2 separate regions of the Homo sapiens genome follow, and region 2 is linked to region 1. Evidence: chromatin loops called from intact Hi-C (ENCODE). Cell type or tissue: PC-9. All regions are shown on one strand. Each heading gives the region's core, and the rest is flanking DNA. Links, peaks and the distances in the headings are about the cores only. Region 1 overlaps LIPC (lipase C, hepatic type). Region 2 has its middle 120 kb from the start of AQP9.

Region 1 (14,577 bases), core at 3,810-11,809:
CAGGCCTGAAGAACCCTTTCCAAGACCAGCTGAGCTCTGCTGGTCCGCTGGGCCCTGCCTGCAGAGTTATTGGCGGAGTTATTCTTGGTGCTCATTAGCACTGCACAGGCTGTGGATTATTCCTTTATTGCTAAGTGGCCCCCAGAACACTGCAGACTCATCCCTCCTTTTGAAGTCCTTGTAAAAGACTCCAAGAAGTCGATTCCAATCTCTTCTCTCCCAGCGTGGACTGCCCCTGGAGCAGCACTGGGGGTGTGTGGCTGTTAGAGTGGCAGCCAAGGGCCAGCTCCCCAGTGAAAGGTGATATTGTGCTTCTACCGCACACCTGCACGTTGGGATGGTGTTTGCCTTCCGGCCTGACTGCTCTGTTCTCATCTTCCATGGACATGGAGGTGGGAGGGGAACTTATGTGTCATTCACTCCAGGGTCCTGATGGCCACTTGCGTAGAGCAAAGAATGTTGGTAGGGCCTGCAGTCTAGGTTCTAGCTTCAGTGAGCTCTGGGGCCTCGGGAAAAGGGCTTGATCCCTCAGAACATCTGCAGGAGTCTGTGACCCAGACCACACCAAGCTTTCAGAAACTGCTCTGCTCTTTTACTCTCCCACTCCTCTCCACCCTCTCAAGCTGTGCTATATCCACAATGCACCAGCCCAGGCTGACTCAACTTCCCGCCCACTGCTCCCCTTTAAGCTACAGCACCCACCATTTTGCCCCAAACTCGTCTATCCTACCTGAGCTCCTGCAGCCAGACTGGGTCACCCATGCCCCTCCTCTAACCAGGAAAGAAAGGAAAGAATCCATCAGGTCTTTTCTGTGTCCTGAGATTGCGCAGGTATTCACCCGCTCCACTCCCATCTCCTTGACCTCTTTCTTGCCCTGTTTCTCGGCGACCTAGGCATTGGGTCCTGGTCAGTTTTCCACTTTTCCATCACTCCCTTAGGACCCCTCAACCTCTCTGCTCATCAAAAAAGTCCAATAAAGGCATTCATCTCTTTGAATACTTAATTTTACAGTACCTCTTGCATAACTTTCAAGTTTGAGGTCAATACAAATAAAATCATTTAAAATGTCTGATATTAAACACTTCTGACCCGAAAAGCAAAAAGCCTTTTAACAGATAGTTACATTGATACAAGAGTCCACAATGACAGGTTTCAAAGATGAAAGTAATGGATCAGTAAATAGAACAGTAGAGAAAACACAGATGAAAGGCAAATAACCCCACCTGAAAAATCCAAAGCTTTCATTTTTTTTGAAAAAAAAATTGTCAAAAGCACTGTATTATTTTTTAAAATCATGATAAAAGGAGCATGCACCTGTCACCCTCCCAACCCCCTCTATACTTGCCCCTTTCTATCTTTAAGTGCTGTGGTCTTTGTGGTGACTTTATTGGCTCAAGTTTCCTAGGCTGGTACTCTCAGAGCCTGGTTTCCTAGGAGCAGTACTCATAACGCAGGTGCGATGGACACCTGTAGGTGGGTAGTGCCGCCTGTGTGAACCAACTCGGCTCCAAAGAGCCTAACTCCCTATCTGCATGGTTAATCCAATCAAAGCCCAACCTGCTTTCCCACACAACAGAGTTCAACAGAGCTTTTCATTAAAGCAACACATCATAGCAAATACTTAACTAGTACAAATAAAGCATTTTATTTAAAGCAAGGTTTAAAGACATATAAACATTAAGCATCAGAGCTCCATTCTTTAGTTGCTATTCATCACAGCTTATGCCAGTCCTTGAATTCTGTCTAACTTGGGTAGTAGCCAATTTTCTAACTCACCTTCAACTTCTTGGGATGAGTCCTTCCCGGGCTCCTTGTTTTTCTAGAAATTTCAGTGGCTTGACCACACATCAAAACACACAGGGTGGCCAGGCATGGTGGCTCACACCTGTAATCCCAGCACTTTGGGAAGCCAAGGCGGGCAGATCATCTGAGGTCAGGGGTTCAAAACTAGCTTGGGCAACATGGTGAAACTCGGTCTGTACTAAAAATACAAAAGTTAGCTGGGTGTGGTGGTGTGCACCTGTAGTCCCAGCTACTCAGGAGACTGAGGCAGAAAAATCGCTTGAACCTGGGAGGTGGAGGTTGCAGTGAGCCAAGACTGTGCCACTGTACTCCAGCCTGGGCAACAGAGTGAGACTCTGTCTCAAAAATGGGGAGCGAGGGGGGAGCCCACCACACAACAAAACATATAGGGCTTCTCATCTAAAGTCCGAATAAAAGAATAATACTATGGCTGGTTTGCACTGGAGGAAAGAAAAGCCCTATCACTGCTACCTTACTTTTCTGATGTTTTGGGTTCCTATGTCTTATCCCCTCAGGAACCAGGGGAAAAAGAAGATTCTGTGTCAAGTGCACCCTACATCTGTCCATGTCACCCCCCTTCTTCCAATCAGAACAACTCATTTCCCCCACTTGACTGCTCCCCTAATCTTTGCACCTTGGAGCAGGATGTGTTTATTGATTGATGGATATTTACTTATAATTGGTACCTCTTATGAAAGCCAACAGTTTTTACATCTGGCTTTTAACACAGACTGTGCTCTTCAATAGTCTTAGTGTAGACTGAAGGTTTTTCAAATTCACATTTTTAGAAAAGAGTTCCATTAAATTCCACATGAACAACAGAAAAAAATTTAAATGGGACATTACAGTGATCAATTATAGATTGTAGGACATGACTGACATGTAGGGCTGGGCTGGGAGGAAGAGACAAAGACCAAATGCTCAACCAAGGGCAGAGGTGAGGTGTAGATTACGGGTCAGAACCGTAACATAACGGATGGAGTCCCAAGTGAATCCAGGAAGTTGGAGGAAGCAGGTAAGTACTTGGGTTAGGCATTCACAGGCCTAGGAAGTCAGCTGGGGCAGGAAGGCTCAGACAAGGCAAGGGGACCAGGAAGCTTGGACCCGTCCTGGGAAGATAGAGTCCAAGAGGGCAGTCATCACCGGTCCCACACTAAAAGCATCAAAGCTCTCTAATCTTCTGTCTTCTCTACTCTCTCTGGTGTGTTGTCAAGGAAGGAATAGGTACGTGGGAAACTAGGGAGACAATCATAGCCCTCGATGTCTACCGTTTCTAATTAATACAGGGCAGAGGAATTAGATCTTTTGGTAGAGATCTAAAATTCCTCTGAAGTTCTATCAAGCCCCATCTCCTGATGATTCAGTGCTAGTTCTAAAATAGGAAAACTTACTTCCAAAACCAACAGATGTTTGGGCTGTCATCATTATGCCTGTACTAAACTCACTTGTGATTTCACTGTGAAGTCCTGTCTGTGTAATTTATTAGGAATCATTTATGTAAGATTATGTAGAAAATGTTACTAGTCGTGAGATATCTATCCATCTCAATGATTTGACTTTTACAGCAATGCGATGGGACGTGCTGAGGGACCATTTGGTCAACTTTCCACCTAATGGTGGTGTGATTAGAACTCCTAGCGGGTGACTCATAGAGAGTGATTAGAAGTAAAAAGGTTCTGGAAATTCCCCCACACTCTTTAAGGCAGCCTTTGTCAGGTGTCTTAGTTTCGTGAAAGGTAGACTGATGTTTTCCATCTGGTATACAAAACATTTTCTAAGTAGTTATAGAACCTTGAACAAGCCACTTAGCTCTCTGGGCCTGAGTTTTCTCATCTTATAAAATTAAATCCATCAATAGATCACATGATCTCTATGGCTTCTTTATTCTAAGGATGTATGGTAATTTTAAACACTTGGTTAGCCATCTTGACCAAACTAGCATCACAGGTAAGAAACAAGCTGCGAAGACCAAAATTCTTCTCTGGTTTATACACTCTGGGTCAGAGGCAACCACTTTCTATGTTGTTTGGGCTACTTTTCCCTAAACACATAATGGCTTTGTCTGCATCAAAGGTCATCTTCTATTTTCCTGCCCATTCATATGACCCCATAAGACCTTCCAGCATCTCAGTCAGCTGAGCATTTTACCTCCTGCAAAGCACATGGTTTCCTTCTTCTCTTTGCAGGTCATATGAAATGCTCACACAGTACTTACTGTAATCACTTCGTAAAGTTGATTTTCACATATCTTCATCCAGAAAATTATCCCAACTGTTATATATAACTTTATTCTAATTGAATAATTCCAGTTTTCAAGACACTTTTCAGACACCCATTGTCTTGTCTGAATCCTCATGACAACCTCATTTTTTTATAGATTATACAGCATTCCTACTTATATATAATAGTTATAACTTTTTATTCCTAATAAACTTTGGCATGACGTTTCATCAGATTCTGATAGTTTCTTTTGTTTTTCATTCATTGCATTCCCATCCAAATGTTTACTGACCCTGGGAAATAAATCCAGTAGACCAATGAAGCATGAATCCAACTCACAGAGGGTGGTTAGAACTAAAAGCTGAAATGGACTTCCGTGATCACCTGACCCACTCATCCCTGACCGTAGGCTCTTGTTCACAGCGGCCAAAACGTGCATGTCTCTCAGGGGCTTCCTGCTTGTGGAGCAGAACCTTTGCTTGCGGGCTCCTTGTGTCTGTGAGCTCCTCAGAACCGCTCTTGAGCTCACAGTGCCTGATTTGCACGTATTGGTTTCCGCTCCGTTGCTTATTCTGGTCCCCTCATAGAAGCAATGTTATCCTTTCTTCAAACCCGTCCTTTCCCAGAGAGCTTTGCAGCCACTTTTACCGGGTTTAATGAGTCAGCTGCAGAGTTTATGATCCGGTACTAGGCCTTCTGGGAAGCAGCTTTCCTGGGCTTACGTCAGGCTGTTAAAGACCCTCCTGGCCTTCCTGCCGACATTTGCTCGGCTACTTTTTCCTCCTAATTAATGCCTCTATCTTATCAGAGTGGCCCATTCTCAAATGCAGTAAATGAGTCCTTGATGTTCTATGTTTTATTTTGGAAACTTCCCACTCTGCTCATATCTGAATTGGTATTTGCTCACTGTTGCGCAGTGGTTTGCCTACCAGGTATCCCTTACATCAAATCCTGTCCGCCGCTTAGAAAAACCACAGCTAAAAGTTGTTTGGCAACTCTTGGTGTTCACAGGGTTTTCCCACTGAGGGTCAGGGACTGCACAGCGGTTGAGAGCTTGGACTCCGGGGTCAGCTGGAACTGCTTCTAACACAAGGACCGCTCTTAACAAAGAACTGAGGCTTCCTAAACTTCAGTTTCTGGGTCTGTAAAATAATAGGACCCACTTCCTATAAATGTTGAGAAGATTAATGGGAATGATGCATGTAAAATGCTCGGTACATGATAAAAGCCCAGTGATTACTCATTATCCCACTCAATGCTTGGGGAAAGGCAAAGCAGCTAATATTACCCCAGATTATAGATAAGAATACTGGGTTCAAAAGAGATCACTTGGCTTACCCTTGTCTATACTGCACCTGCATGAATCATGGACCTGAACCCAGGTCACGGCCACCTCCCAGACCCTTGCTCTCTCTGCTTCCCCAGCAGCGCCTCTCAGAGTGAACACCTATGTCCATGACAGTGATTCCCAAAGTGTTGTCCCCAAACCAGCAGCATCAGCATCACCTGGGAACTTGTTAGACATGTTAGGGTCTCACCCCAGACCTAATGAATCAGAAACTCTGAGAATGAGGGCCCACAATCTGGGTTTTAGCAAGATCTCCAGAAGATTCTGATGCACACCCGTTTGAGAACCAAAGCTCCATGGAATACTAATTTGCCTTTGGATCTAGCCCTGCCGCCCACTCGAGATGGATGGTCCACAAATCTCAATGTGATTCCTAACATGAGTTAAGCTGTCCAACCCTGTGACGTTATCAGGGGATTTGTGATTAATACATAGTGACACCATTTAACTGTGGCAGAGGTTCTTACCCTTGGAAGCTCATTAGAATCATCTAGGGAACTTATAACAGAAAGGCCCACCCCAGACCAGTTCAGATCTAAAGACAGCCTGGACTGACAACCACAGAACTACAGAGCTGCCACCCAGACTCCATGGAACTCTGCTAGGCTGGTAATATTTTTAATTCATTAAGGGTTTATGTGTTTAACAACCCAGGTCCAGTAAATTGGCTCCTTTCCTCCCTATGAACCTTGGACACTCTGGCTGGTCAAGCCTCCACCTCATGCCCACTTGTTTGCACAGCTACTAACGTTTATGAAGTATTTGCTTAATGTACCTAAGCTCCACTGCCCAGAGCTATCCCACTTGATCTGAAAACGTCATGATGAGGTATGGTAAGCATTAAACATTAGTTCACCATAGTTCTATTTTTTTCTAATAACTTAAACGGCTTCAGGGAACATTTTGTGTGTGTGTGTGTGTGTGTGTGTGTGTGTGTGTGTGTGTACGCCTTAAGAGACTGGATCTCACTCTGTTGCCCAGGCTGGAGTGCAGTGGCATGATCGTAGTTTACTCTAACATTGAACTCCTGGCCCAAGTAATCCTCCTGCCTCAGCCTCCCAAAGCACTGGGATCACAGGCATGAACCACCATACCCACCCTAAGGAATATAGTTTTTTGAGCATGTTGGAGTACTCAGAACTCTCAGCTCAGCTCTTGGCCCACTTGGGTCTCAACCATTTAGAGTACTGATTACCAAAGGAAGAGCACAAAGGAAGAAAATCAGCTTTTCTCCTCTTCCTCAGTGTGGGAGAGGGGATTTGGCTTGGGCTCAAAGCCATAGTGATGCTTTCTGCTCCACCCCCTTTCAATTAAAGATCACCAGCTTCCCAAAAACAGGCCACCCTCATTTTCCAACCTGGCTCAGGCAGGGAAGCTGAGAAGCTTGGGGCTGCCCATTCACCCAGTCACCAGGCAGATAGACAGGTAAGAGAACTGGGACCTTCAGGCCTGCCCTCGGGAGGACTGGCCACCAGGCTTTACAGCCCAGAGCAGAGAAACACTGTGGCCGTTGCAAAACTCCTTGAGTGAAGTGACCCTACCCTCTACTAAAAACGTGGCCCAGTGGATTCCAGTTACTAACAAAGCTCGTTGAGAAGATGCAAGAAAGGAATGGAACAATGGCTAGGACCTCCCCGCGGCAGCACTTCCCCCAAGAGAATAGAGGAGCTGATGGGCACGTCACATTTTTCTCAATGCTGGATGACATTCCATCACCTTCCTCATCTTCATGGAATTTTTTTTTTTTTTTTTGAGACAAGGTCTCCCTTTATCACCCAAACTGGAGTGCAGTGGTGCAATCATGCCTCACTGCAGTCTTGACCTCCCAGGCTCAAGGGATCTTCCCACCTCAGACTCCTGAGTAGCTGGGACTACGGGTACATACCACCACACCCGGATAATTTTTGTAATTTTTTAGAGATAAGGTTTCACCACATTGCCCAAGCTGGTCTCAAATTCATGGCCTCAAACAGTGCTTCGGGTTCAGCCTCCCAAAGTGCTGAGATTACAGGCATGAGTCACCGCACCCAGCTGGAATGCATTCTTTGAATTTTAAAAGACTGTAAATGAGAGATTTGTTCAGAGAAGAGGGTGTTTCCTATGTACAAAACCAAAGACCAGCTTTTATTTTTTATTAGGTATTATAGTCACAAAGGTATGAAAGGGTATATAGTAATAAGTCTAAGAAATTTTTATGAAGTTTTTGAAGTAAAAAGCATTTTTATAAAATTTTAAATAAAAATTTTAATAAAATTACTCAATTGTTAAATGTAACTTAAAATTACTTTTTCATAAAATTACTCATTTTATAAAACACATTTTTCCTACTTTGAAAAGTAGTACATGCTTAATACAGAATTGGAAAAGACAAAAATACAGAAAGAATTGCATTTAACTCCTTTTTTTTTTTTTTTTGGTAGAGACGAAATCTCGCTCTGTCACCCAGGCTGGAGTTCTGTGGCGAGATCTCGGCTCACCGCAACCTCCGCCTCCCGGGTGCACACCATTCTGCTGCCTCAGCCTCCCCAGTAGCTGGGACTACAGGTGCCAGCCACCACACACAGCTAATTTTTATATTTTTAGTAGACATGGGATTTCACTCTATTAGCAGCCAGGATGGTCTTGATCTCCTGACCTCGTGATCCGCCCAAGTCAAAACTTCAGATTTTGCCAAACACCTTGAAAGTATGAGTAGATAGAGGAAGACTCGTCCTTTTGTCTGCCTCCTTTTCATCTTCCTAATACCTAACACCTCTCTAATCTTTCTAGAAATGGGTAAGAAAAGCTTCCATAAAGAAAGGTGGAGAGAATTGAAGCATGGTAGTATTTTTGCAGGAGAAATTATAAGGTTTGAAATTTATGGAGGCCTCAGGACATACCCAATGACCTAAGGTCTAGGCCAGAGATGGTAAGTAGGATTTTTTTTTTCTTTTCTCTTTTTTTTTTTTTTTTTTTTGAGATGCGGTCTCACTCTGTCACCCAGGCTGGAATACAGTGGTGTCATCTCGGTTCACTGCAACCTCTACCTCCCAGATTCAAGCGATTCTCCTACCTCAGCCTCCCGAGTAGCTGGGATTACAGGCACTCGCCACCATGCCTAGCTAATTTTTTTTGTATTTTTAGTAGAGATGGGGGGGGGTGGTCTCACCATGTTGGCCAAGCTGGTCTCGAACTCTTGACCTCAAATGATCCACCAGCCTTGGCCTCCCAAAGTGCTGGGGTTACAGGTGTGAGCCATCACACCCAGCTGATAAGTAGCTTTAAACACAAGTGAGGATTCTATTCCATCAGGAATGGCTGCTTTATGCAGAAGAACTCTAAGATTACATCAGGCTAAGGGTGACAGAATGCTGTAATCCATTAGCCTTATCTGTCATGGTCATGGCAGCAGCAAGAGGCAGTCTGAGTGCCATACACTGCAGTAATCTAGGGGTGAGCTGAATAGTGAATGGAGATTTGCCTAAAAGAAACTTCTGGAGTCAGTGCTCCAAAACTCTGAATCAACCAAATGAATGAATTGAGCCAAATAGAAATGCATGACTATTCAATATTTATTATGTAGAGAGGCTTAGAAAGGGCAGGCACCTGGAGTTCCTCCACCCTCCTCACCCAATCACAACTGCCCTTACTGCCCTACCAGTCCAGCCACGTGCCCTTTCCCACCCCTCTCAATGACCCTTGGGCTCCCCAGTGAAGCTCCCTGAGGGCAGGGGACATAGCTCTTTGGGGCCATAAAGGCATTAGCTCACCCTTCTCAGCCCCTTACACATTTACTGGGTACTTAGATCAGGCCAAGTGTGGTGGCTCATGCCTGTAATCCCAGCACTTTGGGAGGCCAAGGTGGGTGGATCACCTGAGGTCAGGAGTTCAAGACCAGCCTGATCAACATCGTGAAACCCCATCTCTACGAAAAATACAAAAAATTAGCCAGGCATGGTGGCACGTGCCTGTAATCCCAGCTACTCGGGAGGCTGAAGCAGGACAATCACTTGAACCTGGGAGGCAGAGGTTGCAATGAGCAAAGATTGCACCATTGCACTCCACCCTGGGCAACAGAGTGACATTTGGTCTCAAAAAAAAAAAAAAAAAAAAAAAGAAATCTTAGCAGGATTACATCTGTAACCCCGGCACTTTGGGAGGCCGAGGGAGGTGAATCACATGAGGCCAGGTGTTCAAGACCAGCCTGACCAACATGGTGAAACCCTGTCTCTACCAAAACATACAAAAGTTAGCCAAGTGTGGTAGCATGCGCCTGTAATCCCAACTACTCAGGAAGCTGAGGCATGCGAATCACTTGATCCTGGGAGATGGAGGTTGCAGTGAGCCAAGATCCTGTCACTGCACTCCAGCCTGGGCAAGAGAGTGAGACTCTTGTCTCAAAAAAAAAAAAAAAAAATCTTGCCCCTTCCCTCAAGGGGCTCACAGCCTGTGGGAGAGGGAAAATAGATATAATTATATTTAAAGAATTATAAAACAAATTGTATAAATTTAAAATTATAATTAAATCATTGTAATAATTTAGATCAGAAAAAATAAAGGCAAGTAAGTGCCAGGCATGGGGCTAAGCATTGTACTCACCCACTGTATTCCATGTTGTCTTCACAACGGCCTTATGAGGTTTGCTAGTATTGCCCCCATTTTACCAAGAAACTGAGGCTTAGAGCATTCAAGCTAGCCAAGGGCTAAGCCATGACTCAAACCCAGGTGTGTCTGACTACGGCTGTTACTAAGAGGGGAAGGGAATCATCTGAACTTGGGTTTCACTCAGAAAGGGGCATGGTTTTGTTAACTTTGAAAACACTACCACCCTACCCTCTAGCACTGGCAGAGGGGAGCTGGACGCCTGGACAGCTGGGGAGGGGGAGGACGGCAGCCAGAAGCAACAGCCTCTGCAGTCCCAGCAGCTGGGACCTCATGCCTCAACCAAGGATCAGCACTGGGTATTGGCTCAGAGTAGTGAAGGCTGCTGGGGGCCTGTGTTTCCTGCATTTCCTATGTTTATGCTGCCAGGGTGGGTTTTATGTGACCAGAGAGAAGCAGGGAAAATTGCTGAGAAGTCAGAGATCTGCCAGGGAATCAGTGATGAGCCCCAGGAAATGCTTTTTGTCTAAAAATATGCCATTTCCGAAAGGAAAACAGTCATTAGAGGGTGTGAGAAGCCCTCGTGGTGAGGAAAGCAAAACTGTAAGACTCAATGGGAGGCCAGTGGAACAACAGAGAAGCCCATTACCCACCCACTTCCTGTGCGATTAACAAGACGTTTGGAGGATGAAAGGCAAGCAGACAAAATGACAACCCACAGACACAACTCCAGGGGAAATGTCTGGGGACAGCATAGGAAGACGCAGCAGGGAGGTAGGAGGAGAAAAAACTGCTCCAGTTAATATCTTTCTGGCATCGGCTGGTTCAGCTATAGATTTGGCTAAAATTACCTGTGTACTTACTAGACGCCAGGCAGTTAGGGGGCTTTGCTTAAATCACTCTCCTGCATTCTTCACACAGCACTTGATGAAGGAGGAAAGTGAGTCTTGGAGGTTAAGTGACTTGTCCAAGGTTACACAGCTGGGAAGGGAGAAAGACATGGCTCCATCCCAGGTTCCCTGATCCCAAATCTCCCCCTCATTGCAATGTACCAAGCTGCCTCCAATAAGATCAAGAGTCTTGACGATCCCCAAGCTAGTCCACTCAGTCCAGTTTTCCTGCCAGACTATAGCTGTTTTGCATTCCTTATCTTGTGTTGAAGCAAACCAGGTAAGGAAACTCCCCACCTTTTTTATTAATGACTCATTTTCAGCCAAAACACATTGCAGCCACATCAGGTACATGTGCCCACTCAGCAAAGACGTACTGTGAGAAAGTAACATCTAAGTTACTTGGTCCAAAGCCCTTCTACATCAATCATCAAGCAACCAACCCTCCTTTGCTGAAATCTCCAGGGGACTAGGCCCTTTGGTGGGGGAAGAGGGGACGGTTTCTTCAGGGGCATCTCACCCCTGGGAAGTGCATCCTCTCTGCTGGGGGCAGTAAAAAGGCTTTACGTGGGCCACTGTGGCTCATGCCTGTAATCCCAACACTTTGGGGGCCCAAGCAGGGTGATTCACTTGAGCCCAGAAGTTTGAGACCAGCCGGGCAATATAAAGAGACCCCATCTCCACAAAAAAATACAAAATTTAGCTGGGCTTGATGGTCCCACCTGTGGTCCCACTTACTTACTTGGGAGGCTGAGGCAAGAGGATCAGAAGGTCAAGGCTGCAGTGAGCCATGATTGCACCACTGCACTCAAACCTAGGCAACAGAGCTAGACCCTGTCTCAGGAAAAAAAAAAAAAAAAAAAGAGGCTTTTCACGAATTTCACATTCCACCCTCCACCATCTTTGATGTAGGTAATTTATCAGCATTTTGTAGAGGAGGAAACAAGGTCTCCCCTACGTTGAGCCCAAATCAGTTTGACCTTGGGGAACACAGTGAGCATCCCTGCGTGGAGGTACGCAGGATCCCTGAGGGTGACAACCTTCGAGGTCGTTCCCTGGCCTCTCTGCCCAGGGTGAGCATCCTCAGAGACCTCAGCTCTCCTCTCAGCATGCAATTCTCCTCCACTCATGGCCCTCCCAGCTGCCCCTGGCTTCTCAAAGCTACTCCTGCATGGAGGCAAGTACAACTAGCCAATGAGCCTCCTGACCTGCCCCATCCCAGAGAGCAACTGCTGCTAGGTCCTCGTGGATTCTGGGCCTCTGTCCAGTGACCAAAGGAGAGGACACATCTCCAGCTACCATCCCTCCACCTATTTTCTAAGGAAACCAATGAGTTCTCAAATGCCACCTGTGGTGGCCCCTTCTCAGCCCTCACCCTGAGAGGCCTTCCCCAAGTCAGAATTTCCCACAGGGGAAGTTACTGTGGGCTTCTCTCTCCTTCCCCCACCTCATGTGGTCAGGAAGTCCAGCTGGCTTTTTCTCCTGTCTGTCTCTCAAATGTGTCCCCTGGCTCCCCTCCATTGCCACTGCCCTCTTCAGTGTCTGGCCTGTGCTCCCACAACAACAGGCTTGAAGCTGGCTGCCCTCTCCCCTCCATCTTCCACACCATAATCCAGGTGATCCTTCTAAGAGGCAAAGGTAATCATGTTTCTTCCCTGCTCAAGATCTGTCAAAAGATTCTGTGGCCTCCATAGAAAAGGCAGACAGCCCGGCCACCCAGGCCCTTCACCATCTGCCTCTTGACCATCTCCAGTGTCCTGCAGTGTCCTGAATATACCTTTTCCCTGCCTCTGCCCAACACACTCCCGTTCTTTCAACACCCAACTCAACTATTACCTTCTCTCCATCAGATCTTCCCTGAACCACCCCCCAGAAACAAAGGTGACTGTCCCCTCTGGTTCCCCACAGCCACCCCACCACTTACCCCTGTGCTCAGGCACTCCTGGAGCACTGCATTGCAACCATTGGCTCACACATCTGTCTCTACCAGCAAACCACTAAACCGTGAATAAGTGGCTTCCTGAGCCAGGCCTTGTGCAATGAATGGATTTGCAACAAAGGGAGCCACTGAGAGATTACATGAGCCAAGTCATGGCAATTAGTCCCCATGGAAGCAGCAGCTCAGGGCAGGGTCCAGACTTGGGCAGACTTAACTATGCAGGACATTCCATTAACAATAAGCACCACTCTGAGCATTTCCTATGTGCCAGGAACTACGTGAAGCTCTAGATTCTGTCATTAGAAAGGACTGAGTTAATTAATGGAAAGCAGGTAGCACAGTGCCTGACACAGTATAAGCACTGAACACACGTTAGCAAGAAAAGTGACAGATCATTTACGGGATGGTTCTTACACCAGGCAGCGTGCCAAGCACAGTCCATACATTGTCTCACTCTTCATGACAACCTTAGGAAGAGAGCAGTCCTGTTTGTCCCCATTTTACAGAAAAAGATACTGAGTCTTGGCTAGGCTAAGCGATCTGCTCAAAGTCTTCAGCTCGGAAGTAGTGGATTTGGTCTTCCATCCCCAGTCCATCTGCTCTGGCACCCAGGTTCTCAGAGTCTCTGGTACAGCAGGGTGCCAAAGTCCAGTTGAGAAGAAAGCAGGCCAGGTTTTTCAGGCACAGCCTGATGAAATATCCAGGGGAAACACATGGGACTAGCAGGCTTCTTTTTCTGTCCCATTTAGTCTAATATCACATTTAACACACCATCCTCTAAGGGACAGAAGTCACAGGAAGCCATGCAGTCTGGTTCCTCCTGATTTCTCCTGTGTGCCACATAGTTATGCTTCCTTCTGGGAAGGTGTGAGTTGGAGTCAGTCCCCTCCTGCATGCAGCTGGGGAAACTGAAGCCAACACCATTTTAGTTACTCACATGGAGCTAAGACAATCATACAAAACTCAGGCATGGGGTCAGCCCACCAGCAGTGTGGACCTCACCCTGCCGGCTGCGTTCCAAATGACAGTGGCATGGTGCCACAGAAAAAACGTGAGGTGTGCAGCTGGACCCCCAGAAGCCCTGACTCTGCCAGGTGCTAGCTCTGGGACATCTTGGGCAAGCCATTTGGCCCGAGTCTTTTTCCCCACCTATGAAACAAGCCAGAGAGCTCATTCCTCACAAGGCTGTGGTCAGAATGTGCCTCTGTACTTGAGAAGCTGTAAAATGTTCCTCAGTTGCTGCCCTTAGTAGGGAGCTCAGAGGAAAGCTAGTTTTGCCTGTGCGTTTCTGTCGGATTGCCCTGTACCCAGGGCACGTCCTGCTCTCTGACAACAATCAGGGTCATTCTAACTCAAATCAAACAACCTGGTCTCAGAACTGGTCTTGCACCACCATGGTGTTAAGCTGCCTTCCCACTTCATCCATGTTTGCTAAGCCGGGTGGGATCTTTCCCCTACAAACTCCTATAGGCGGCCACATTTTTCTTTTAAAGATATTTTCCCTTCGACTATAGTCCACAGGCATCAGAGGATGAAGCTAGCAGGTTGTCTGTATGTAGACTTTCTTCCAGGGAGGAAAGCAGCTTTGCTATCTCCTACCTTTTTAAACAAAATCTGCCTTGATTTTGTCTGCCAAGATATGTCTTTGGATGGGGTAAAGCACTTCTGAGGGAAGCTACGTGAGCCACGTTGTAGCTGGAGAGAGAATTGAAAGAGGAAGCCGAGCTGAGACCACCACAGTTCCGGGGCTGGAGCCCAGCTTTGCAGAATGCCTGCATAGCAGTTTGACCCCAAC
Region 2 (16,053 bases), core at 3,656-11,655, 210 kb before region 1:
AACAGATTATAACAAAGATTACTGGCTTGGGCTGAGTAAGCCCTGAGAGTTATCACCAGAATGTGGGGTTCTAGGAGTGAAAAAAAATGATACTATCTCAATGGCGAGAGATAAAGAGACAAGAGCTTATTTTCTACCCAGACTGGTAACACAGCAGTGACCCTGGAATCTGGGATATAGCTACCCATTGACTTCGGCTTTAACTTTGTTTAAAACCAGCCTGTTAAAAAAAAGTAGAACGAAAGAAGCTCAAGATGTTATCCATGAAAACGACCCACCAGATAGCCCCCTAAACAGTGGGCTTATCAAATTGTCCTCATTTTTCTGAACAGAAGCAGGATGTGCTGGAGACACCAAGAAGAATAATTGCCCTGGCAATCCCTGTAAATCTCCTAAGAGGCTCTTGAAGTTCCTTTTTTTCTATTTATCTTGGTAATGAATTCTCTGAGCCTTTGGCCTGCCAGTTTAGTTATCTTCCCATACCCCTGACAAAAGCATAGCTGCGGGGAAAGACAATATTTTTGTAATCAAATGAGTATCAGTGAGATCCATGCAGCAGCTTCTGACATAGTTTTTAATGACTTGATTCTTCAGCAGCTTCTCCCAGGAGAAAGCCTTTGGGTATAATATGAATATGAAGAAATAGTCTGGATTTATTCAACTCATCATTTTTTAAATAATTGTCCACAGAAACCCTTGAACTTTCTGGCTTTTACTACATAGACAATGGAAAGGGGAAATTTGAAAAATTATTTAGATTTGATCAGTTTCGACTTGCAGTTGGGATCTTCAGGCATAAACACAGGGTTTTGAAAGAGCTTTGTTAGAATCTTTGCTCTGTTGTTTAACCTCTCTCTGTTGCAATTTCCAAGGCTATGAAAGAGAGATTATCATAGTACCTTCCTCATAAAGACATTATGAGAATTACATAAAATAATGACCATAAACATTTAACACAGAGCCAGATCAATAAATGTTAGATTTTCTTTCCTGTAGAAACCAACGGATGATCTCAAATTTCCATTTTATTTCGCTTCTACGGACATGGCCTCTAGATATTCTAAATGTCACATGGGCAGCTGTAACAGTGAACAAACAGCCTCTCTGAGCAAAATGAAGTCAATAGGACCTGCGTATTTATCACATGGAGGAGAAGTTGGCTAAAAGATTGCCGCATTTGTTTCCTAGGGCTACTGCAGCAAATTACCACTGGGCAGCCAAAAAAAAAAAAAAAGCAGAAATTTATTCCCCACAATTGTTGAAAGCTAGATGTTCGAAATGAGGGTGTTAGCAGGGGCAGTTCCTTCTGGAGGCTCTGAGGGAGAACATCTCCTGTGTCTTAGCTTTGGGTGGCCGCCGGTAATCTGTGACATTCCTTGGCTTGGGGCTGCATGAATTGTCTCTGCCTCAGTCTTCACATGGCCTTTCTCTCTGTTCTATGTGTCTTAAATCTTCTCCTTTCTTTTACAAGGACACCAGTCATTGGATTTAAGACCCACCCTAAATCCAGGATGATCTCATTTGAGATCCTTAACTTAATCATAACTACAAAAACCCTATTTCCAAAAAAGGTCACATTCACAGGTATCAGGGGTCAGGAGTTGAACTTACTTTCTGGAGAATGACACTATTCAACCCACTACAATTACTTTGAGTTCTTCAAACAAAATATGTCCCACTACTTAGGAATGAAATGACTTCAAAGCAAGTACTATTCATTTTCCATTTATCTGTAGAAGCCTAAATACACAATTTACAAAGTGTGGATTGTATCAAGGATTCAAGTTTCTTTGGAACCTAGAATCCTTTTAAGTCTCGATAGAAGATGGAGGAAAATAAACTCATCCTGGTAATTTTGATAACTGAATTTCAAATTTCTCAGTTCTAGTTCATGATGCTGTCTTAGGCAGAATAGTGATCTGCCAAAGATGTCCATGTCCTAATCCCTGGACCCTGTGAACATGTTTCCTAACATAGCAAAAGGGTATTAAGGTTGCAAAGAGGATTGCTAATCAGCTGACTTCCAGATAGGAAGCTTACGCTGGAATATTTAGGCAGGCCCCATGTAATCACAGTCATCCTTAAAAGAGGCAGAAGAGGTCAGAGTGATGCCACGTGAGAAGGACTTGTCTCTGGCTCTGAAGATCCAGAAAGGGGCCACAAGCCAAGGCATGCAGGCAGCTTCAAGAATTTGGGAAAGGGAAGGAAATAGTCTCATGCAGAAAGGAGCACAGCCCTGCCAACATCTTGGTTTTAGCCCAGTGTGACCCATGTTGGACTTCTACTTCAGAACTGTAAAATAATAAATTTGTATTAAGGCACCAAATTTGTGGAAATTTGTTATGACGGCAACAGAAAACAAATACACATGCACTCTGAATGAATACAGCGGCCTCTCCTACTTAAACTCCACTGAAAAGATGCTCAAGGGTGGGCAGAAGGAGGCATGAACTCACAAGGACAAAGGACAGAGGAGAGGAGAAAAGAGCAGCAGGTGTGTTGACGTGAGAAGGCAAATGGTCAGGTGGTACCTCACCTAGCTGTCCTGAGACAAGCTAAATCCTAAGCCATCAGTGTGAAGACAAGTAGCAGCCCAATCTGTTCTGCAAAACCCCCAAAAGTTTCAGAAATTAGTGGCACCAGATAGATCTAGAGGTTGGGGCAAACAGGAGGCTATAAACGGCATTGTTTAAGTCTTTTCAAAGAGCAGTTACAGCCCCAGATTCTATATCCCTCATTGACCAGCCAGACGATTGCTGCTCTCCAGCAAAAGACCAGTGGTTTTTGCCGATAAAGGGTGTAACCTACAATCTCTACAGGAAGAACACCAGGCATTGCTGAAGACGGGGGATAGAACTGAAACATAGGATTCAATGGACATTGACACTGTGAATGTCAGATTCCAGCTCTCTTCCTCTCCTCATCTCCCAGACCCAGAGTGGAAGTTTATTTTCTCCAGGAAGAGGATCAGAAACATCTAATCTGGAGACTTAAATCTGACGAGCTTTTCAATGTCCCACTCTGAAAGTGGGACAAGAACCATCACACATTTGAGGAAACTCTCCCTCTGAGACAGGCCCCCCAAAAATTATTGAAAAACAACTTAGAGGAAAGAGACTATGCAGAGAGAAGAAAACTTGAACAACTAAAGTTGTCAGAGTAGCCTCAGGGAGATAACGTACTGCATTTGTGAAACAGGAGCAGGATGCTCTATCAAAGGAATGTCAAAGAACAACAACAAAAAAATTTAAGTTAAAAATATGATACCAGAAATTATAAACCCAATAGAAGGATTGGAAAATAAAGCTGAAGAAATAATAAAGTAAAAAGACAAAGTGATAAAAAAATAGGAGAAAAATATGAAATCTAAACAATTAGTCTACAAGTCCAAGAGAGAGAAACATAAAAAAAGAGGGAGAGAGAGCATCATTAAATAGGAATTTCTAGAGAATTTCCTAGAAGGGAAGGGCATGAATCGAGTGTACCCATCAAGTATCAGCAAAATGGGTGAAAAAAGGCATATCATCTGAAAGGCATATCATCTGAAAGCTTAGGGCAAAAAGGATAGAGAGATTTTATACACTTCCGAGGGTGGGGGGCAGAATGTTTATACAAAAGATTCAAAATCAGAATGTCATTGGGTTTCTCAACAGAAACACTTATAGCTAGAACACAGAGTCATGCCTTCAAAATTCTAAGGGAAGATGGTTGCCAACCTAGAATTTTATATCCGGGTGATTCTTAACATGTTCAGCGAGATTTTGGAGGCAGAGAGATATCTGACACACATAGAGAAGGCAATGTGAAGACAGAGCAGAAAGAGATTTTAAGATGCTGTCCTTGAAGGCTGGAGTGATGTGGCCCACAAGACAAGGAATGCTGGCAGCCTCCAGAAGCTGGAAGAATCAAGGAATGGATTCTATCCTAGGACCTCCAGAGGGAGCTGGCCCTGCCAACACTTGACTGCTGCCCAGTGAAACAGATTTCAAACTTCTGGCCTTCAAAACAGTGAAAAAATCAATGTGTCATTTGAAGCAATCCAGTTGGTAGTAATTTGGTTACAGCAGCCACAGAAAACTAACACAGAGCCCCCAGTCCAATTTCCTACCTTCCACAAGTCACCTGTTCTGTGGTTGATCTATGACCTGAGTACAAGTACATTCACCTGTAAAATACACAGTGCTGTTATGTAAAACACATTGTGTTTTTATTCCAGTTATTCATATTAGGATATAGAGCTTACTTTGACTCTTTCTTTTTGTATTCAACTTTACGTTAAGGTTTTTCTGTGCTGGCAGGTGTATGCACACCTGCTCTGACGCTTCATCAAGAGGCAGGTAATGGCTAAAGGGCTGATGCAACCTTTTCAGGACCTGGCAAAAAAGAACAGATATTACAGTTGAGCCAAAAGTACAATGAGAGGATAAAGCTTCAACTCTGTGTGTGTATAAGTGAGTGACAAGTATGATTTTTTTGGGTTTTCCTGCCTATCCTTTTCTCACAGATCCTCTCTGCCCTGGCCTGATCCCCAAGAGACTCCTGGGACACAAAAGGCCTAACGATTCCAGCTGTATTGCTTGACAAATTGGAATGGAAATCAGCAATAGTTTTCCCTCCAGCATCCTCTGGGAAATCCATCCAATGATATGTTCCCAGCCGTCCCCTGCTTTCAAAGATATAATGTTGAAACACCAAGTGGCACCTGCCATGTACAGGACATTAGTGTCAGGAAGCAGTGCAAGCACTGAAAGGGGCAGAGACAGCCTCCAGGCGCAAAAGGAGCCAAAGCTATTTAGAAACGGGGATGATATGGGCTCAGCTGCTTCCAAGTGTATGAAGGCTAGTGCTGGGCAACTGCTTCCACTGAGTCAAGGAGCAGACACAGTGGACCTGCGCTGACAAGAAGCATCTGGCTGAAACATCAAAAATACAAAATTAGCCGGGCATGATAGTACACACCTGTAATCCTAGCTACTTGGGAATCTGAGGCACAAGAATCGCTTGAACCTGAGAGGCAGAGGTTGCAGTGAGTCAAAATCATGTCACTGCACTCCAGCCTGGAAGAAAGAGCAAGACTCCGTCTCAGAAACAAACAAACAAAAAAGAATCTTAAAATTTAATAATGAGTCAAGATTTGAATAAATATTTTACCAAAGATGTATGAATGGCTAATAAAAATGTGAAAAGATGTTCAACACCAGTAGACTCTAGGGAAGTGCAAATTAAAACCACAGTGAGATACCATCCACTAAATGTCTATAACCAAGAAGTCCGATGGTACCAAGTGTTTACAAGGATGTGGAAAAACTGGAACGTTCATACGCACTGTGGGAATGTGAAACAGTTGCAGTGTCTTTGGAAAAAGTTTGACACTTTCTTACAAAGTTAAATATACACCCACCACACAACCCACAATTCCATTCCTAGGTATGTACCCAAGAGAAATAAAAACATGTTTGTATTTGTACATGATTTGTACATGAATGTTCACAGCAGCATTAGGCATAATAGTTCAACTCTGGAAGTAATCCAAATGTCCATCAACTAGTGAAGGGATTTAAAAGTGTGGTGTTTTAGTCCATTTGTGCTTCTATAACAAAACACCTGACACTGAGTAATGTATAAACAACAGAAATTTATTTCTCACAGTTCTGGAGTCTGGAAGTCCAAGACCAAGATGATGGTATTTGGTGTCTGATGAGGGCTCAATCTCTACTTCTAAGCTGGCACCTTGTCATTGTGACTTCTGGATGGCAGTAATGCTGTGTCTTCACATGGCGGAAGGAACAAAAAAACAAAAGATCCCTACCTAGTTCCCTCCAGCCCTTTCATAAGGTACTAATCCCAACCATGACGGCTCTGCCCTTATGGCTTAATCACCTCCTGAAGGCTCAATTTCTTAATACTGTTGCGTGGGGGATCAAGTTTCAACATGAATTTCAAAGGAGACAACAAACATTCAAACCATAGCACGTGGTGTATCCACAGAATGGAACTCAGCAACAACATAGTCGAAACTCAGAAACATTACGCTGTGTGAGGGAACCAAACATAAAAGGCTACATATGTGATTCCATTATAAGAAATGTCTACCAACTGCAAAATTATAGATACAGAAAGCAGAAATTGGCTGAAGTGGGGGTGGGGAGGGGTAGGGGAGGGGCAGGTAGGAAAGGGAGTGTGAGGCATCATGGGGAATTTTTGGAGCAAAGCAGTGGTGACAGCTGTACAGCTGTATAAATTTACAAATATACAGCTGTATAAATTTATAAATTTGTAAATTTATAAATTTACAAATCATCCATTTACAACGGGTGAGTTCCATGATTTATAAATTCTACCTTGGTAAAAAGGAATGAAATAAGATTGTGACAAAATGGAGACTTCCCATGCCTCGGAAAATTTATACAAACATTGGTTTTTTGTTGAAAACACACCCACTTATTCACCAAGCTTGGCAGAAAATTCCTACCAACAATGGTCCAGGAGGTGGTAGAGTTGGTAAATTTTACCCCAGTCAGGGTAAAGTCACCCTGGGTTGACAACCTTGTAATGTAAGCGGCTTTGTTTCTCTTCTGCTCTCTTTCCTCTCCTCCAGGTTAGCACTTCTGGCCACCAGTCAGGTGTTTTCACCCTTTCTGTGCCCACTGTCCTCAAGTGGGTAAGAGTTAGACACAATTGTTTAAATGGTGAGTTATTTAGACCCAGAGAGATAGGTTCTTCCTCTGTAAAGTGGGTAGTATGTTTTGGCTGTGTCCCCATTCAAATCTTAACTTGAATTGTATCTCCCAGAATTCCCACATGTTGTGAGAGGGACCTAGGGGGAGGTAATTGAATTACGGGGGCCGGTCTTTCCCATGCTATTCTCGTAATAGTGAGTAAGTCTCACGAGATCTGATGCGTTTATCAGGGATTTCCGCTTTTGCTTCCTCTTCATTTTTCTCTTGCCACCACCGTGAGAGAGGCACCTTTCGCCTCCCACCATGATTCTGAGGCCTCCCCAGCTACGTGGAACTGTAAGTCCAGTTAAACCTCTTTTTCTTCCTAGTCTCAGGTATGTCTTTATCAGCAGCATGAAAATGGACTAATACAGTGGTGATAATAAAACTAACCACCAACCTCATCGTGCCAGAGGACATAAATGAGATTCAACGTTTATGAAGCACCAGCCCAGTGTCCGCATACAGGAGCTGCTCCATAAAGACCATCTGCTGGCCTCTCCTATTGTTTACCAAACCGGCTTCCAGGAAAGAGGGTGCTGTTAGTCATCGACACCTTTTGGGAATGCATTTCATTAAATTCCTTCCCTGCAACTGAAAGCACCCTTTTCAGAGTAGATGAATGGCTTTTACCCTGCCAAGGGGAAAGATGGGCACAGGCCAGTCCCCATCTTCCTAAAACTCCTGAAACTCACTCCCTCGTCTCCTTACTTGGTTGCCCACCAATGGCTTTGGAAAGCCAATTTTTGGCAGATCAAAAACTGCACTTTGCTGTCTTGAAGTGCTGTGCTGTGTCTGTCACAGGATCTCAATAAGGGTAGTGCTATTTTCAGATCAGATCAGCAGACACACCCAGAATGCCAAGGACACAGCCACAGTCACCTGAATGTTGTGTGCCTGTTTGTTATTGTCACTAACAACAATGGTGTGGACAGAGCTGGGACTGGGGTGATGCCAGCAGGATGCTTAGGGTACAATATTTAAGGAGGCACCCTTTCAGTATCCTCCTCACCCTTGTGTGACCCTGAGGATGAGTGCCTGTTTAAGAATGAGTCTCCAGGGTGCAACATATAGTGAGGCACCAACTCTCAGGTCATGCAAAAGCAGGGTAGGCACAGACAGCGTGTCTCTTTCAGTGTTGCACCCTAGACACCTCACTTGCCTTTGGGGCAGCCCAAGAGACAAGGGCCTGGACCCAAGCCCAGATGCTGCTGTTAGAGCACCAGCTTTGCCAGCAATTAGCTGCGTACCCTTGAGCAAGTTTATGTCTCCTATTTCCTGCCTGTCCTGGTTCTATGACTCAAGGGCTACTTCACTCCTCTCAGTAATAGAGCACAACAATGATGGAAATGCCCATGACCTGGATGGATTAGGTCCCAACTTACATTTCATGTCTTCACAGAAGCATTTCCTGACCCTGTAGGCCACCCTCTGTCATGTGCTATTAGCAACCTGTTCATTTTATTCATAGCAGTTATCAGAACTTATTTTTATTTGTTGGTTTATATCAGGCAAGGTGGTGTACATTAAAGTGCAATCATAAACAACCCTCAAATCTCAGGAGCTTAAACAGTAAAAGTTTCTAGCTTTTTCACACCACACGTGCTTTGTGGGCTGGCTAGGAGGCTCGGCTCAGGGACCAGGCTGATGGGCAGCGACTGTATGGAGCACTGCCCTGGTCGTGGTGCCAGAGGGAAAAGAAAGCTTTAGAGAGCATTGCACAAACTGCTCAGCCCAGAAGGGCACCACACTTCCACTCACCACTCATTGGCCAGAACTGGTCAAGGGTCCATCCCGGAGGGCCTCAGTGATGTGTCCTCCTAACTCATGCCAGCAAAGATGGCATGAGTTAACTCAACCCAGAAAGCCCAAAGGTTTGGTGCGCAGTTCTAACGACTACCACATTATTTATTTGGTTTTGCCTGTCTCCCCTGACCAGAACGGCCCATCAGAGCAGGATGGTCTGTCTTCTTCATCATTTTAACCCCAGTGCTAGCACCTCACTGGTGCTTAATAACCATCTCTTGACTGACCAGATGGTTCTGATATTTTAGGATTGGTTATCAAGACTGTCTATTGGATGAATGTCATCTGTTCAGAGCCTGGAGGATTCAGAGCCCAGCTTACCAAGTTAACTGGACTCTCCTAAAAGGAGAAAAATAATGACTCTAACTACTGCTTTTCTTAATTTTCTCCTTGACTGCCTAACTGCAGAAGCAAATGAATAAGAACCTCTGAAAGCCTAGGAGAATAGTCCAAAATGGCAACCTATAATCTGAAATCTCTTTGTAATTTTATTCTTCATCTTAAAAAGTTCATGTGAATTTCACATTCTGTTGCATCTTATATTCATGGTCGTAAAAAAAACCACCAAGTTTTAAAATATTTAGCTGAGTAAAATTCATGCTCCCTGAACACGTGTCATGCTTCTTGTGGGGTTCAAGGTCCCCTAAGATCCCACCTACCTCACCTCCAGGGTGGTTTGCTCCAAGCCAGGAGAGGCGCTAAGCCTCCTGAGATATCTCCTGGGCCTTAAGGCTTAAGCTTAACTTATTAAGAACCTCTTCTGCATTTCTTTCCCACTCGGGATTCATTCAGGAATTATGGTGACTCTTTTTCTCTGATGGGGACAAAATTCCAATTATATATGGAACTTGACTTTGTCTAATGAAATCAGGAAAAGATGGTGATAAGGCCTCATTTTCTTTACCACAGGTTGATAGACTAAGTTCTTCAGATCCACTGTTTCTCCAATATTTTTTTGCCATGACCCACACTAAGAAGGAATACATTGTCTGTCACGTCCAGTAATGGACACCACTGGCAACCTCATTCAGGCTGGGGCACCCATCCCCAGTGGGTGAAGATCACAGAGGCCTCATCCTCTGGAGAACTGTCCTTGCAGAATAGGAGCTGACTTTCCAGGTTACGCACCCCTCCTCTTCAGATCAGCCCACAGCCCACAGCTGATGGTGGACCTGGGAGTTCACAGTCTGGCCCCTTCCCTAAGGCAGCACCAGGTCTGTGGAACAACTCAAGCATCAGAGCCCCAGAAATCACGCTGGGAGCACACACTCTCGTTCAGCTCCTTCTCCTGCCCCAGCTGGTCCCCCTCACTTTTCCAGATCACACACACCCAGATCTGTTTTGTTGAGCTCTGCTTCTAGGGAAACTGACTTAAGACACACACACAGATACACGTATACACACACACCTGAAATAAAATTTTGAGTAAACAGTACTTACACTTACTTCATGTCATGCACTCTTATTTTCTGTACTATTCTTTTTTGTTTTGTTTTGTTTTGTTTGAGACAGAGTCTCGCTCTGTCCCCTATTTTTTAATTGCTTGTTTGTAACCCTCTAATTTTATTTCATAATCCATGAATGGGTCACAGCTCTGCAATTTGAAAAATACTACACTTTATAAGCAATCTAGGGATAAAACAAACAAACAAACAAAAACCTACACTTCCCTAACCTTTCCAAGTTAACCTTCTGGAGACTGGTGTACTGCAATCCAAAAGGTTCAGGACAGGGTGGAGTGAAGGGAATCTGTCATGGTATGCACGGCATTGAGAGTTTTGAGACTCAGGAGATATATTCTCCTAGGGCCAAGTATCTAAAGTAGCCCCAAGCATCTACTGCCTTCTGACTGCTGAGAAGGGCACCAGCCTCCCTCCGCTCTATCCTTTCCCCTGCAAATGCATTCACTTCTGTTCCAAGAGATAAAGCAGTTTTTGACCTTACATAAATACACAGAGATGTACATAAGAAAAGTTTATTTCAGCATCATCTATGATGCCAAAACCAAAACATCCCAAATGGCCCTCAGTAAATGCACCTCAGTACAACCAGACAAAGGAACACCATGTGTCCATTAAAAATAATGAAATAAGTTATGTAAGTACTGAAAACTTTCCATGATACACTAACTGCAGAAATCAATTGGCCCTACAGTTCTCCAATGTAATTTCATTTTTATTTTTGTAAAGTTAGTATGTGTATGGTAAACATATGGAAAAATAGGCTCAAAATTATTTGTGGTAATCATCTGCGGGGGCATGATTACGGAACACTTTCTTTCATTTTCTAAGTCATACATTTCCATAGCGTTTGAACTTTTTACTGCAAGCATGAATTATTTCTAAAATGAGAAAAAGCAATACCTTTTCATTTAAAAAAGGCAAAATACAAAAAGAAGGTATTTTATAAGGTGGCATCGTAAGTTCCTTTGAAGGTACAATAGCAGTCCTTCAGCGAATAAAGTATGCATTCAAAAGTGAGACAGGAAACATTTCTGTAAGTTCATGCCCTCAGATAACATCTTTGCTCCAACATATAGACATATCAGATAAAGAACAAATGGAGAAGACTTATACACTGTAGTGAGACTCAGAAACCAGATAAACATCCCTGTGTACTACAAATGACAAGAAAGCCCACCAGGAGCTGGACTGAGGCCAGGGCTTTGGTGCCTGGTTCTGAAAGCTCAGATGGTGGCTCCCACAAGGCTGTAAGGGCTAAAAGGGGTAGGGATGGAGGGAGTGGAAAGTCAGGGTTTGGGGCTCCCAAACCTTCTGGAAAGCTAGAAAATGCTGCCTGGAACATTGTTTTGTTTTAATCAAGGGTTTGTTACCCTGGCTGCATCTTTAACTTGATAAGTTTTTAGAAAAATACCACTGCCCAGAAATTCTGACTTAATTTCTTTAATTCTTTCTCCCTCTCTCTCTCCTTTCCCTCCCCGTTTCCCAGTCCCTTCCCTCCTTCTCCCTCTTCTCCCTTTACTCCTCTCTCTTCCCCTCCTAATCTCTCTCCCTCTTCTCCCTTTACTCCTCTCTCTTCCCCTCCTACTCTCTCCCCCTCTCCCTCTTTCCTGTTTAAAGGACTCCTTTGGAGATTGCAACATACATCCAGGATTGATGTTAATTAACACCTTGGGCTTAGGGGTCAACGGATCCAGACAAAGGCTCTGCCCAGGTACTCAGCCAAGCAAGCAGCCAGCTTGAAGATGAGATTTGGGATTTGCCCCCATTGTGGGTACTTCTGAACATCAGCAAGGCCTGCTTAGGGACTGGAGGCCCTGGGGAAGGGAGTGGGGTTTAGGAGGGAGCCAAATACTGCTATTCAGAGTGAGGTAATGGGACAGAGAGACAGACAGGGAAAAAACATGTTCCTCCACAGGCAAACGGATGAATACATGATGTACTCATATAACAGAATGTTATAGAGTGATGAAGATTTGTAACCCAGCATTAACATGGCACCAAAGTGGATATCCCTCAAAAACATAATGCTGAGTTATAGAAACATTTTACAGCATGGTTTGTATGTTATGATGCCATTTATTTACATTTTAAACACTAGGAACCAAAAACCATATATTGTTTTGCAGCTAAAACTATTAAAATATTCATGAGATTCTAACACACTGACTTCGGGGCAGGGGTTCCCTTTGGCAAGGGAGGAAGAGGAGTGGGGTTGAAGAGAGGTGCACAGGGAAGAATAAATGGGAACAAACCGTGGGTACCCGCACTGCACAACTTGGGTGGATCTGAAGGCATCGTGCTGTGTGTAAGAAACTGGTAGTAAAAGGTCACATAATTTATTACTCCATTTATGACATTTATGAAAAGACAAAATTATAGTGATGAAGAATAGATTAGTGGTTGTCAGGAGGAAGATGGGACTACAAAGGGATAGTCCACCAGGGTGGTGGGGTTCTTCTGTATCCCAGCTGTGGTGATGGTAACGCAAATCTACACGTGCATTAAAATTCACAGGACTGGCCATGCTCAAAGGCTCACGCCTGTAATCCCAGCACTTTGGGAGGCCGAGGCAGGCGGATCACGAGGTCAGGAGATCGAGACCATCCTGGCTAACATGATGAAACCCCGTCTCTGCTAAAAATACAAAAAATTAGCCGGGCGTGGTGGTGGGCGCCTGTAGTCCCAGCTACTTGGGAGGCTGAGGCAGGAGAATGGCGTGAACCCGGGAGGTGGAGCTTACAGTGAGCTGAGATAGCGCCACTGCACTCCAGCCTGGGTAACAGTGCAAGACTCCGTCTCAAAAAAAAAAAAAAAAATTCACAGGACTAAATTTCACAAAGAAAAGTAGAATGGATGGTTGCCAGGGACTGAGGGAAGGGACTCATTACATAATGGATATGGAGTTTCAGTTTGAGAAGATGAAAAGATTCTAGAAATGTATAGTGGTAGTGGTTGTACGACAATGTGTATGCACTTAGCATGAATTGGACACTTAAAAATGGTTAACTTGGGAAACTTTCATGTACATTTTACCACAATAAAAAATGTTTTAATTCATAGGACTGTACACCAAAAAAAGCCAATTTTGATTGAATGGAAATTTTTTAAAAACTAAAAGAAAAATCAGAAGCAAATACTGCAAACTGTTACATTAAAGCTAAATAATAGATACATTTATGTCTATTACTCAATTTTCTAAACTTTTCTGCAAGTTTAAAATGCCCTAATAAGTTCCTAATAGTTTAAGGTAGAATCAAAATTTTGGGGCTGTGGGAAGCTTTTGAGATCATTTTTTCCAGATTCCATACTAGAATGGAGTGAAACTGAGTTTTCACAGCTAAAAACTCCTGACTCCAGTCCAGTGCTTTAACCACAACGATTATTTGGAACTCAAGATTCTAATTGATAATAAAATCAGGCTTCTTCCACTTAGGAAAGCTTATGAGATGCAAAGAACCATGAAAAGTATGCTCAACTTTTCTAGTCCATAGGAAACTATTTCTACATAATCAGAACACTCAACTAAGAACAGAATTAATATTTAATCAGTAGCTCTCTTCAAAAGAATTGTTAAAATAAATTTAAAAGAAAAAAGTCACAAAAATCTTGTGTCAATTTTACTGAGGTATTCTAACTGATCGCATAAGACATTTTAATTTGTTTCATGTCATCTTTGCATCTGCCTGTCTTTGTTCTCACCCCCGCTCTCCTCCTATATAAATATAATCTTATACTGAATAGCTTCTCCGACCTCTTCTCACCCCCTATCTAATCTTGAGTGAGGGTTGCTCTAATTAGAACTGACTTTCTTTAACAAGTAGTACTCTGCAAAATTCTGGGGTAAAAAAAACACCCTTCACCACTGGATCTGTAGGGTTGCTGGTTGCAAGCAACAGAACTGACTGGGAAAGCCAGGACATGCAGTCTTGTAGGGGGCAGGATGAGAGAGAGGAAGCCTGGCCACCGGCAAGGGGCCTCTGTTGGAGATACCACCTCTGGTATCATTGCTGCTAGCAAGAGCCTCACCTTGTTGCAGTCATCAGTAAGGAATTTTTCAGCTGATGGCATATCTTCTGTGGATTATTCCAGTGAGGTGGAGGGTTCTGGGTGTGGACCTCCAGTTGGCTGAGCCTAGGGCCTCAGCCCATTCTTTCTGACATCCTCTGCCAAGAGCTTCTTTAAAGGAGGTGGCAGCTCTGCCTTGCAACACACAATGACAGACTCTCTTTCCTCCCAAGTAGGGGGAGAATTCAACACTGGGTAGCAAAGAAAAGAACTGCCTACCTTCATCAGTGCCCATGGGCTTCCCAACTGCCACGTGTGCCTTTGCTTCCTTACTTCAGTTTCCCTTGCCACCCCCTCCCTCAGGTATAGAAGTACTTCATCTTCTATACCTGAGGAAGTATTTTTATGCCTAATGGAAACTCCTCCTACTGCATTTTACCAACTCTCTTGAGTCCTCCAGTGGGAAAAGCTCTTTACCATCACTCCTACAGCTTTTACTCCAAAGTAGGTAGGGATGGCCACACTGGGCCAACCTATAAAGCCATCTCTATTAGTTTGCTAAGGTTGCCATAACAAAATATTGCAGACTGGGTGGCAACAAACAGAAATTTCTTCTTTCATAGTTCTAGAGGCTGGAAGTCCAAGATCAAGATGCCAGCAGGGTTGGTTTCCTCTGAGGCCGCTCTTTTTGGCTCGTGGATGGCCGCCCTATTGCTGCCTCTTCACAGGCTCCTCCCTCTATGCATGCTCACCCCTGGTGTCTCTCTCTGTGTCCTAATCTTTTCTTCTTATTAGGACACCCATCAGATTGGATTAGGGCCCACTCTAATGGTCTCATGTTAACTTAATTACCTCTTTGGTATCTCCAAATACTGTCACATGCTGAGGTCCTGAGCTAGGAGTTCAACATATGAATTTGGAGAGGCCACAGTTCAGTCCAAAACACCTCCCAGCTAGCACTCTGTCTCAGACAATAGAACCAAAGTGTACTGTGGAGAGCCAAGGTGCACCTCCTGATTCATTCTTGTATTCATTCTCATTCCACCAATATTTCATAAGAGCCATTTAAATGGTTATAGGATCTACATAAAACCAACAAATTGATCTTTACAAATGCATTTCTCATCATCTCACCCTTCACATGGAAACTCCTGAATGGTTCCCCATGGCCTTAAGAGAACTCAAAAATCCAAGTATGGTATACGAAATATTCAAAGATCTGGAATCTGCTTACCTACCCAGCCATAATTCCCTCACATGCCTTTTGCTGCAGTTAAAGTACTGAAGTATAGTGGGTGCACACACAAGTTATGCTGAGTTACTTCTAGTTGTATGATCCTAGGCAAAATGTGCTTTACTCAAAAATTATTTAATTATCATCTCCTTTCTGCAGCTGTGTGAGGCCCTGGGGCAGATAAAAAGATCTCATCCTCAAAGATCTAATTGGAAGGGAATGTCAGCAAGTAAACAAAAACTACATTGCAATTGATAGGCAGTATAGTCTAGATGTATGCAAAATGTGTCAGAAGCTCAGAGGAAAGTCTCCTTACATTTCTAGGGCACACGTTTCCCCAGTAAAACAATACACCAACCTCCAAAATTAAACTAAGGGTAAGGCCAATGCATAGCGTAACCTATATGTTTGCTAATACATTGCTGAAGTAAATCAGAAATGTGGGTCGGATCCAGTTATTGAGTTAAGTCACATCTTACATAACTAATGAAATGGAAATTGGTTACACACCCACCAAAGTATGCAGAGCCCTCAGGTGGAGATTAAAATCCCTTCTTGCTGCCACAAATTCATCTCTGCAGTGTTTTAAAAATGCACATATGAAAGTTACAGGTGACAAGCACTGTACAAGCCACTTCACCAAGCTTGAGATAGTCTAGCTATTAATCACCTAAACTAGCAGCCATGGTCTGATGATATGCTAAAATAAAATAATGCAACTCGCAGTGAGGGTTATTTTATTTACATTTTAAATCTTCTAGCATATGTCTCAAGAAGTTTTCTGGCCCAAGGCTGGGCGTGGCGGCTCACTCCTCTAATTCCAGCA

The links. A loop is a pair of places that touch in the nucleus more often than their neighbours do. Peaks named below come from ENCODE experiments on the same cell type or tissue, not always from the same donor. Only the 100,000 strongest peaks of a DNase experiment are listed, where the experiment ranks them.
Region 2: it touches region 1 in a loop (5-fold over the local background); 5 of 110 quality-filtered maps call a loop at or near these places.

The regions. Positions count from the first base shown.
Region 1 is chr15:58,462,827-58,477,403 of GRCh38, forward strand. The region is part of intron 1 of LIPC (lipase C, hepatic type); the gene reads left to right. All of the region lies in intron 2 of LIPC-AS1 (LIPC antisense RNA 1), which reads right to left. Among named protein-coding and RNA genes, the nearest start is that of LIPC-AS1, 29 kb to the right of the region's middle. RefSeq lists a silencer at 1,318-1,407. In PC-9, for the core only: no CTCF peak of the experiment used is centred there; DNase peaks (open chromatin) are centred at 7,325, 10,115 and 11,165; H3K4me3 peaks cover 3,796 bases; H3K27ac peaks cover 6,756 bases.
Region 2 is chr15:58,253,183-58,269,235 of GRCh38, forward strand. No RefSeq gene overlaps it. Among named protein-coding and RNA genes, the nearest start is that of AQP9, 120 kb to the left of the region's middle. In PC-9, for the core only: no CTCF peak of the experiment used is centred there; DNase peaks (open chromatin) are centred at 7,199, 7,599 and 8,019; H3K4me3 peaks cover 884 bases; H3K27ac peaks cover 3,660 bases.